Linked DNA regions of Homo sapiens: region 2 is linked to region 1. Evidence: read pairs that join two places in POLR2A ChIA-PET (ENCODE). Cell type or tissue: IMR-90. All regions are shown on one strand. Links, peaks and the distances in the headings refer to the core of each region. The heading gives the core; the rest is flanking DNA.

The links. ChIA-PET counts read pairs that join two places held together with the same protein. Peaks named below come from ENCODE experiments on the same cell type or tissue, not always from the same donor. Only the 100,000 strongest peaks of a DNase experiment are listed, where the experiment ranks them.
Region 2: POLR2A ChIA-PET joins it to region 1 with 12 read pairs; 5 of 35 experiments call an interaction of 5 or more read pairs at or near these places.

Annotation. Positions count from the first base shown.
Region 1 is chr3:16,380,074-16,385,454 of GRCh38, reverse strand. The region is part of intron 4 of RFTN1 (raftlin, lipid raft linker 1); the gene reads left to right. Among named protein-coding and RNA genes, the nearest start is that of OXNAD1, 120 kb to the right of the region's middle. In IMR-90, for the core only: no CTCF peak of the experiment used is centred there; no DNase peak of the experiment used is centred there; H3K27ac peaks cover 331 bases.
Region 2 is chr3:16,474,413-16,479,793 of GRCh38, reverse strand. All of the region lies in intron 2 of RFTN1 (raftlin, lipid raft linker 1), which reads left to right. LOC124906219 (a long non-coding RNA gene) reads right to left here. Exons shown (of 3, transcript XR_007095839.1): 2 at 2,706-2,809; 3 at 1-393. Among named protein-coding and RNA genes, the nearest start is that of RFTN1, 37 kb to the left of the region's middle. In IMR-90, for the core only: no CTCF peak of the experiment used is centred there; DNase peaks (open chromatin) are centred at 1,093, 2,963 and 4,633; H3K27ac peaks cover 3,109 bases.

The DNA.
Region 1 (5,381 bases), core at 288-5,287:
CCTCTCAGTCGCTAAATGAGAAAACCACAACAGCAGAAAGTTTACATGATCTTTCCTTGTGGCCCTAAAACGGAGCTAAACATCCAGCAGCGCCTGGCAAAGCTTCCAATTTCTGCAGCTAAGTGTTAACATGTCAAAACTAAAGGCGGCTTCAGATGTGAGCTCAAACCCGTGTTATTTTTGAGCCTCCCTTTTCAGAAAGCTGTACAAGAGTGTAGGTGACAAGATGGGAAGGGTTGTGTGTGTCTGATAAAATATTCACTGTAAAGACTCATGTGTAACTGCAACCCAGAATGGCATTTTTGTACCTGTTCTTGACACCTAGGGCATGCCTCTGCTGTGGGCTCCCTGCGTGTGCTGTGCTATGTTGTCACGGATCGGGGGCGTGTGAGTTATGAGGGAGGGCCGGAGTGGGCAGTGGTCTGATCTAGGGTATATAAGTATGTGGATGTGAGTCTTGGATTTACCCCATATTATATGCCTCAGAAATCACTGTCAAAAACTCTATTATTCAGTATTTTATGTGATTTATTATGCTCTATAGCAGAGCTACCCAATAGAACGTTCTATGATGATGGATATGTTCTACACCTGCACTGTCCATGGGGTCATCACTAGCCACAAGTGGCTGGTGGGTGCTTGAAATGTGACTCATGTGACTAAGGAGAGGAATATTTAAATTTTATTTTATTTGAATTAATTTAAATTTAAATAGCCACATGTGGCTAGTGGCTACCTATTGGACAGCACAGCTCTCTATTTTTTAGCAGTAGGTTTCTGATTCCCAGCATTAATTAGCTCATTAGTTACAGGCATTTCATTAAGTTTATTATGTAACTTGTAGAAAATAAATCCATCAGTTATAGATACAACCTCCCTTACCTGGTGTGTAGCAGCTCTCCTCAAAGCACAATGGGGGAAATTTCCTTTACCTGGGCAACAGTGATGGCTGAAAGCCTCCCTGCCACACTTCAGCCTCTCACGTAGGACCTGGAATCGATACCAGATGAAGTCCTAGTTGTCTTGTTTCTGTTTGGGGCTCACTGTCATTTGGGAGCCTGTACCGAACTTTTATTTCATGCCTAGTCAGGTTTAGATTTAGAGACCTCCATCAACTTGCCCTGTGCTATCTTATTTTCCCCTACCTCCTGGTGGGAAGAGAGAAAATTGATTATTTTAAGGAACTGGCTCATGTGATAGTGGGGGCCAACAAGTCTGACATCTGCAGGGCAGTCCAGCAGACTGGACATTCAGGTAAGGACTGGTGTTGCAGTCTTTGAGTTTGAAGGGGAGAAAACCCAGGGAGAATTTCTGTGTTGCAGTCCAGAGGCAGAATTCTTTTTCCTTTGGGAAATCTCAGTCTTGGCTCTTAAAGCCTTCACCTGATTAGATGAGACCCACCTAATAATGGAGGAATCCACTTTACCGAAAGTCAACTGATAGTAAATGTTAATCACACATTTAAAAAATACCTTTACAGCAACATCTAGACTAGAGTTTTACCAAACAATTGGTCACCATAGTTCAGTCAAGTGGACATAAAATTAACTGTGACACCATCCTCCTTAGAGTCAGACAAAACAGTCTTGGAAGTGTCTCTGACTCTTTACCCATGCTATCTACTACAGGCTGTGGACACTCCAATCCCTATTGACCTGTGAGCAGGAGGCTTTTCTCTTCCTTTTCCTATGTTCCATATAGCCTTCATTTTTATGAAATCCAACCTGTGTCTCACTTCTTTCTGATTTCTCACCCCGATTGATACACATACTCTAAATCACAAATACGTATATTCGCATGCACATAGAGTATATATCGCACTTATCATTAGCAACATGGTATTCATTTTGGACATAGAAACAGACAATCCATCCTAGAAATCTAATGTCATATTATTTTTAATAAAAATAATTCCTCAAATATATAACCAAAGATTTTTTTTACAATGACTTGTGACTTTTTATATAACTACATTTTTTTAAAAAGAAATATTTTTCACATCATGATTCCTGATTATAGTTACAGTGGAGCATGTCCTTACTTATTATAGAGCAACTGAGTGAAGTTGTGGATTAGTCAAAACAGCCATGTTTAATTTTCAGTGCCTCAACCAGAAATTGTTACTCTTTAAGTATTTGGGGCAGGTGGGTTCTTACAGGCAGCAGAAATGAGAATAAGGTGGGTGAGGGTGTATATCAGTTTAAACAGGCATCCACCTGGGCATCTTGGCACAGGTCAGATTATCTGAAGTGGAAAGAGTGGTATCGTTGAAGAGGCATCAGGTTGGGCTTAGGATACTCAGAGCGAAAGCCAGGCATGGCTTTGGGTAGTTCTGTGAGGTTTGACCAGTCACAGAATGTCTTAAGCAGTTTTCTCTTCTGTAAGGTATGATTTTGAGGCCTAAGGGAATGCATGTGAAAGTTCTTTGTAGAAGAGCTGTGCAATGTTAATAGTTGCTGTTTCCTGTAATCGCTGTTGTTAGAGATGTTGTGGGCATGCGTGGGAGTCTGTGGGGAGCTCCATGGCTGAGGTGACCTGGCTCCTCATGACCTGTTCTTCCATGTTGATTTGGTTCCATGCTCATGAAGACCCTGGCATCGCCTGAGGTCATGGTGATGTCCAGCAACAGATGATGAGGGCTTGAAATAAAGTGAGCTTGGATGGTCACTTTATGGAGAAGGAGGAAGTAATTCCAGAAACACTGGGGGATAAATGTGGTAGGGTGTGGTGAACAGACACACAGGATTAGAAACAGGGAAGAAGATACTGTGATTCCAGCTGGTGAGACCAGATCAACAGTGGACCCGTCAGCTGTGATCGTCTTCTGTGTAGGTCTGAACTTGCAAGGAAAGCCAGGGCTAGGGGTTCACACTTAGGAATAATGAACATCTGATTTGTAGCTAAACCCATGTGAGTAGAGGAAGTCACCAAGGGGAGTGTAGAGTGGAGGAGAGCTGGCAGCCGGGGATGAACCCTGATGAATACATCGCATGCCCACCACCATGATGAATGTGAGACTGGCTCAGTAAAGGTTATAAATGCAAGAATGAGAAGCAGGATTTACTTTAGCCATAAGTACACGGTCAAATGACTTTCTGAAAAAGAGGAAAGTGTCTATACTAGGGTAAGACAGAACTGTAAGAGTCGTGGCCCCTAGATCTAGCCAAATATTGATCTTCATAAAATCTAAATGTGGTCGTCTAGTTAAAAAGGACTACGCACCCTTTTTGGTAAACAACTTGGCAGCCTCTGCCAAGCCTTTGAAAAGTTAATATCCCTTCATTCATTAATTCTACTTCCAGGAATCTATTTGAAGGAAATAAGCAGAGCTACAAATATGCTTCCTCTTCTTGGGGGTGTGAATTTCCCTGGAATGCATAGGATAAGGGCAGCATTTAACTTTGACATCTTTTTAAAGTTTGGATCCTAGGTAGCACTATGGTATAAGATACAAAATTTGTGCTGAAGTTGAAGGTAAAAGATGAGCATTCGAAGAAATCTTGCAGTTTTCCCTCAGACTCCCACTCTCCTCTGCTCTTGAGGTTATGACTGTGGTGGGAGAGTCGGATATGCTGGCCTGCAGGGTGAACTGAGAGCCTTTGCGGGCATGGATCCAAGGCCATATGTGATCCGGTCCTTGTCATGTCTAGTCAAGCTTCATTTCTGGGCTCCTCTTGGTTTCTCATGTCATGTTCCAGAAATATTTCTAGAAATTTCCTCAACACACCAGGCTGTTGCATACTGTCACGCTTTTGCCCATCATGATCCTTCCTTGCCTTTACATGGATTGCCCTCTCCTTTTCCTTTACATATGTGCTGAACTCTTATTCATCCTTCAAAGCCTTCTGCAGAGTAGGTCCCAAATAGGTTTTGTCTAGCATGGCATTTTGGAAAAAAAAAATTGGATTTGAATGCTTTAAGGTGAGGCATGCATGCTCCAGTTCTGCCACATTTCTTATTCTTCCTTTTGTGTTACACCACGTCATTTGTTACATCCCTGATCTACTCGGAGAAACTTTTCTCAACCTCCCCTTCAGGCAGAAATAATCACCATTGTCACTGTCATGTCTATGCCTTCACATCCATTACTATATTATCCTCTATGAGGAATTTTTACAATATTTACTTTTTCAATTCTAAAAGTAACATCCATGCCCCTTAAGTAAATTTTGAAAATTACACAGTAATAGAAAAAAATCACTTATAGCCCCACTCCCCAAATACAGTGCTGTTTTCATTTTGGTGACTGTTTTTATGCATAGTTTATGTATGTGTATTACATAGTTGTCATAATAAAGTGTATGAAGTTTAGAATCTTGACTTTTTATATGTCATTTCAAGCATTAATTGTTCCATGATAGTGTAATTATTTTTAAACTCTGTTCGTAATAATTGGTCAAATCTTCTTGAGGGTTGGGGATCCTATTTTACATTCCTGGTACCTAAGCACCGTGTTGGCCTGGACCAGTGTAGGGGCTTATTAACTATTTGTTGGATTCTACAGCTGAAAAATTAATGTCTCCATCCCTACCTTCAAGGAGCTCATTTCGGGAGAGAAGGCATACATATTCATCCATTATTTAATATATTCATTCATTCAACAGATATTTATTGAGGACCTGCTATATGTCAGACATCATTCTATTACTGGGGATGCAGCAGTGCAAACTACCCCAGCCCTCATGAAATGTGTATTCTAGAGCAGTGATTCTCAAACATCAGGCTGCATTGGAATCACTCGGAGGACTTGTTAAGACACAGATTGCTGGATCTCACCCTCAGAGTTTCTGACTCAGTAGGTCTGTGGTGGGGCCTGAGAATTTGCATTTCTAACAGGTTCCCAGGGGATGCTGATGCTCTGGTCTGGGGCCCACACTTTGAGAACCCCTGGCCTAGAGGATAAATTTGCAGTACAAGATGGCAAAGGAATATGGTTGTCTGGTTTGTTGTGGGAGAAGGGCAGGTGTCTGTGTCCAAGCCTCTCCAATTCCTCCAGTCCCAGTGAGGAAGGGGAGGGCTAGGATAATGCCCTGTGTCTGGAGTCCTCGCCTCTTCACTCTAGATGACAGCAGTCTCTGCAGGGCCGCAGAAGCCCAGGACTGATAAGGAGAGAGGTTAGAGATACCGTCTTTGTGCCCCATCCTTTGGCGCACTTGCCATATGTAATGTCTAAACTAAGTTTCAGTGCAACTGCAAAATAAGTGTGTTTTCACTCATTTTATACATGAGAAAACTGAGGCACAGAAAGTTTATATAATCTACTCTGGTTCCTCAAGATGGTGAGTCACGTATCTGGGGCTCCACATCAGGCCTTTCCAAAAGCCTTTAAACTTCATGCTATTTCCGTGACTCTAGTTGAGACTGGCCTATGGTTGAGCCCT
Region 2 (5,381 bases), core at 183-5,182, 94 kb before region 1:
CCAAATCTAATCTTTGGACCCACCAACCAAACTGCAGCTTGGAAAAGGTACCTCAATCAAACGAGCTTCCTGGGGGTGAGTGGACTCATCAGGGCTGCTGATGCCAACAGGCTGAACTTTTAAGGCCTTAATAGATGCATCAAAGATGCCCTGAGCATGGGCTCACCGGTCTTCAGTCCATCATGGCTTGCTTGGTGAGAAATGGTCGAGATGAAGTGTGTGAAAGAAAAGTTACTGATGCTGTTTCTAATAGCCCAGGCTGGAATAATGCTGTAAAGGTGTGCAAGGAATGGGGAGAAGGATGTTGAGGTTTTTCTGGATTGCCTTCCATATCCCTCAGACTGGTGATCCAACTGTTTCTTTTCTTACCACTGTTTCTTGCCAATCTAGAGACTGTAAATGAAAACAAAAACTTACTCTCATGTCTATAAGTAGTTTCTTATTGTGGACTTCATTTAATGAATTAGCCTAAAACAACTAAAAACCAAGAAAATATCTTTTTTCTTAATACCATTTACTTTCTTGGATATAAAGTGTGAATTCAGAAGTGGCTTAAGGCAAGTGATGGGGATCAGTGTCCCTGAGGGGTGAACCAGCCAAGGTTTTGTTCTCCTACCTGCAAGGAATGTTAGAGTACTATACAGTGCTTGGGTTTGGGAGCCAAGTTACCTAATGAAAAAGCAACTTTAACTCAACTTTCCTGCTCATTAGTGTTATGATATCAAGTAGCATGGTGGACATCTGCCAAGATGGCCCCCAGTGACCCCTGCCTACTGGTATCCACGGCCTTGTGTACCTAGTGAATTGCTTCTAGTGAACAGGATACAGCAAAAGTGATGGGTTATCACTTCCGAGATTAGGTTACAAAAAGATTGTAGCTTCCATCTTGCACTCTCCCGCTCTCTCTTGATTACTCCCCTGAAGGAAACTGGTTGCCGTGTTGTGAGCTGACCTGTGGAGAGACCCATGTGGCAAGGAACTGAGGGAGGCTTCCTGTGAACAGGCAGTGAGGAATTGGGGCCCTAAGCCCAATAGCCCTGGGGAAAGTGAATCTGAATCTTGCTCAACAACTGTGTGCATGAGCTTGGAAGTGGATCTTCCCCCAGTGGAGCCTTGAGATGACTTCAGCCCTGGCCAATGTCCTCAGGCAACCTCATGAAAGATTTTGAGCCAGAGGCACCCAGATAAGCTGCACCTGGATTCCTGACTCACAGAAACTGTGAGAAAATAAATGTTGTTTTAAGCCACTGTTTTGTGGTAATTTGTTATATATTAATAATGCAGGCAGTTTATGTTAAAAAGTCTTGCTTCTATATGAGAGACAACATCATGGAGTTGTTGGGAGCACAGACTCTTGAACCAACCTGGTTTCAAATTCTGGCTCTGCTGCTTATTAGCTGTGTGAGCTTGAGAAAGTCACTTCACTTCTCTGTGCCTCAGTTTCCTTATTGGGAGATGGGAAATGTAGCTTTTGGCCCCCGGGCTCTATATTTCAGGAAGATTAGCTAGAAAGAGGTGGAAATGGGTTTTAATTGACACAGCCCACAGTCTGTGTCACAGTGAGTATAACAAAGGGGTCACATTAATAGTTTTTGTGACACTCTCAAGTCACTTAAACTCCCCCAGGAAGCTCCTGTTTGGTTGGGGACAATTTTCCAGAGGAAGGGGCAGCTGTGAGTGCTTAGCAGCCACCACACAGCACCTGGGAGATGGGAGCGATGGTCCTTTAAAGACCATCAACAAGAGTGGTCCCTACGATGTTCTTCTGCTAATCTAGAAGCAAATGATCACTGTGTTGATTTTTCCATTTTTGTCATTTCTTTGATACTGTGGAGACACATGCTTAGCATGTTTTTCTAATTTCATGCCATGGGCCTGTTGAGCAGAGCTCATCACTTCTCAGATTAAATTATATGTTTAAGAAATGCCTTCTGCGTCAACCAGTTATTCATCAGCCTGGTTGTAAGTGGCTAAGCCTGGCTTTCAGCTGTGAAAGTCAAGATTTGTGACATTTAAACATATTGATGAGATGCAAATGTCCTGTGGTTAGCCTTCCACAAGGCCCTAGCACTCATGTAAATAAATGAGAAGGAATTGGAAGTGTGGGCAGCAGAGCCCTCCCTTGAATAGGAAAATTGTTTTTTCCTGGGTGCCAGCATCTGGTCGCTGCCGTCAGTGGTAATGAGGTTTGGCTCTTCCCATATGTCCCTGATTCATTGCAGGTTGTTTATTTGTAGATACAACTTGGTTGTTTTTCTCCTTTTTCTTTTCTTTTTTTAAACTAGGTTTCCCTAATTCAGCACCACCACAGCCTCTCTAAAAATAAGCATCAAATTATTTGTCTAGGGAAACATTTTTTTAAATGATACTAGCTCTCCTCAACTTGTGAAAGTTTCTTGTGTCTTCTTGCTGTTTTCACTTTATCTGCTCTCTAGCAGAAAAATAAAATTGCATTCAATTGACACACTTTCCTGCTGGGAATTCAAGACATATTACAGCCCTATCTGTGTGTTCTCAGTTGTGATGAAACTGTGGAAAATCCCCAGCAACCTTAAATGAGATAGGTGCAGGTGATTAATCCAGTTTCAGGAAAAAAACCAAATAATTTACTCCTTTTTCCCCATTAAAGAAACAACCATGCATTGAGGTAGCTGATGCCATGTGAGCAGGAGTGTGCTTTAATGGAGGCACCATTAATAATTTACCTTAATAGTGTAATAGTTGCCATTTTTGTGACCAAAAATTTGTTTCAGCCCCTGCTTTATGGATGAAAAGTAGGATCAATTAATATTGAGTGATGACAGCCTCCCTGTGGAGAGAAAATGGGAAATCTTGGTGTCGTCATCCGCCTTATGACTAAGAAATAGCTTTTCTTAATTGTACGGAACAGAGAAACCCAGGGGGATGTAATTCATTTCTCTCCAGGCTTGCAATGTAAATTGAAAGTAAAGAAAAATAACCACATGCCAGAGTGAGGACATGAACTCAACCACTAAGCTATATCTGATTTGTAGGATTTGCTGAAAGTAAACAAACAGTTTCCCCCACGATGGTGAGTCTCCTTCGACTGTGGCATTGCTCCAAATACCTCTTATAGCACATGACCCAGGGTGTTTCTCTCTGATGGGGTAATGGAGCCCCTCTGCCTAGAAGCCTTGGGTCCCAGGTCTTCTCCCAGTTCATTCACTCTTCCCTCCCATCCTTATAGTCTCTGCCTAAATGCTAGCTTTTCAGAGAGGCCTTCTTTTACCACCTTGCCCCAAACAGCCTCTTTCCTTGCCCAACTCACTGTCAACCTCTGTTTCTATCTTATTTTCTTTGTGGAACTTACGATCATCTGAAATCATATTATTGTTTATGTGGTATTTACCATGTCCTCCAACCATAATGGTAAGCTCCATGAGGGCATGGTTTGTCCTTGTTCTCTAAGCAGCTAAATCCTTAGGGCCTCAGTGCTGAGGATGCTTGTTGAATGACTGAATGAGTGAATGATTAATATGAAAATGCAATAATTCAGAATAATTTAAAACTCTTGCACATGCACACCAGCTTTCTGTAAAGGTATATTGACTTTAAGGTTCCCCTCTGCCTTCTCCATCTTGAGCCCCTACTGGCAGAACCCAATAGAAATTCAACTGGCAAAGCGAGGATGCAGTTTGCACAGTCCTCGCCCCACCACACAGGTCAGACTTGGATCAGAAAGATGGCAACTAAATGACCAGCACAGTCCAACCCTTCAGATTCTCAGCATTCACATATCCTCCTGCACATTTTCAACTTGGCACAACAGCAGGACAGCTTTGTTTCTGCCTATGATGTGTCTATGCTTCATGCAGTATTCACACTCTTAAGGGAAGACAAAAAGTCCCAGTTGGCATGGTGTCTGTCTCTGGGTGGCATAAATTATTTTCCTGGTTCAGTCTGTAGGATATAGAATATTTATCTGGGATTGGTGGAATGAGAGGAGGAATTAACATTGCTTCAATATGGAAACCGTGACTGCTGGGACTTGGCTTTTGCCCTCAGCCAGCACCTTCTGTGGCAGAGGTTTATTTATTACCCGGTGGAATAACCTAGGGATCTCAATCCTCAGTGATTCTCTCTGTGTGTCTGTTAGTTGCTTTAGTTTTCCATTGATTTTTACTCTTGGACATGGAAGTACCAAGAGGCACTCTAGAGACTCTCCAGGTGCCAGGCATACTCTTCTCTGCCCCTGTTGTATGGCAGCAATGGCACCAGTCCAGTTTCCCTGTGGAAATTGGGATCATTCACCTCACCCAGTAGGGTAATTGCCTTCTTTGCCTTTTGTTTCTGTGGCATTGGTAGTCTAAAATAGCCAAGGGGCAATCTCAACTTCTAGTTCAGTAAAACCATTGCAGTGTCTCCTGGAGGAAGCATTCCTCTCTTGGGAACCAGCAGCTCCAAATCTGCAGATTCAAAAATTGTGGGGCTGGTAAGCAAAACTCTAAACATACTAGGTGTCTTGGTCTGTTTGTATTGCCATAAAAGAATACTTGAAACTGGGCAATTTATAAAGAAAAAAAGTTTATTTGGATTATGATTCCACCAGCTGTACAAGAAGCATGGCGTCAGCATCTGCTTCTGGTGAGGGCTTCCAGGAGCTTCCAAACATTGTGCAAGTGGAAGGGGAGCTGGTGTGTCACATGGTGAGAGAGGAAGCAAGAGACGAGGAGGTGCCATGCTCTTTTAAACAACCAGTTCTCACGTGAACTCACTCATTACCTCGAAGGAGGACAGCAAGCCTTTCGTGAGGGATCCGCCCCTATGACCCAAACACCTCCCACTAGGCCCCACCTCCAACGTGGGAGATCAAATATCAATATGAGATTTGGAGGGGACAAATATCCAAACCATATCACTAGGTTTAAGAGGAGAGGAGCCATTTTTGCTTCTACCCCTTGATGGCTAGTCCTGTGTATTCTGGCTGGGGAAGAAATAGAACTGATGCAGCTTGTATTCTTTGTCCCGAAAGAGTCCAACTTGTCAAGATGTCATCTCCCAACTGGCTCCATGGGGAATGTTGGGCTAACAAATGGTGCTTTTTAAAACAAAGTACAGAATTTTTGCAAATACAGTAGTGGCTAAGGTTCTTTTGACTTTAACACTGCATTGCATGGTGAATCAGTGGTTTAAAAATTGCATTGGAGGGGAGCCTATTTTTTTTTTCTTCACCTCTCCTTGAGTGCTTTAAAGTGGCCATCAGATGCCCATAGATGTCCAGTCTGCTGTTCCCAGCATCACTCATCACCAGAGAATCGGCTGGCTTCCTGGGGGTGTACTGGTATCTTTCTCATGGTCAGCCTTTGTTTATCTTGGGGGAGGAGGGCAAATAGCAGCAGCATTCACTAATTAATCAGCAG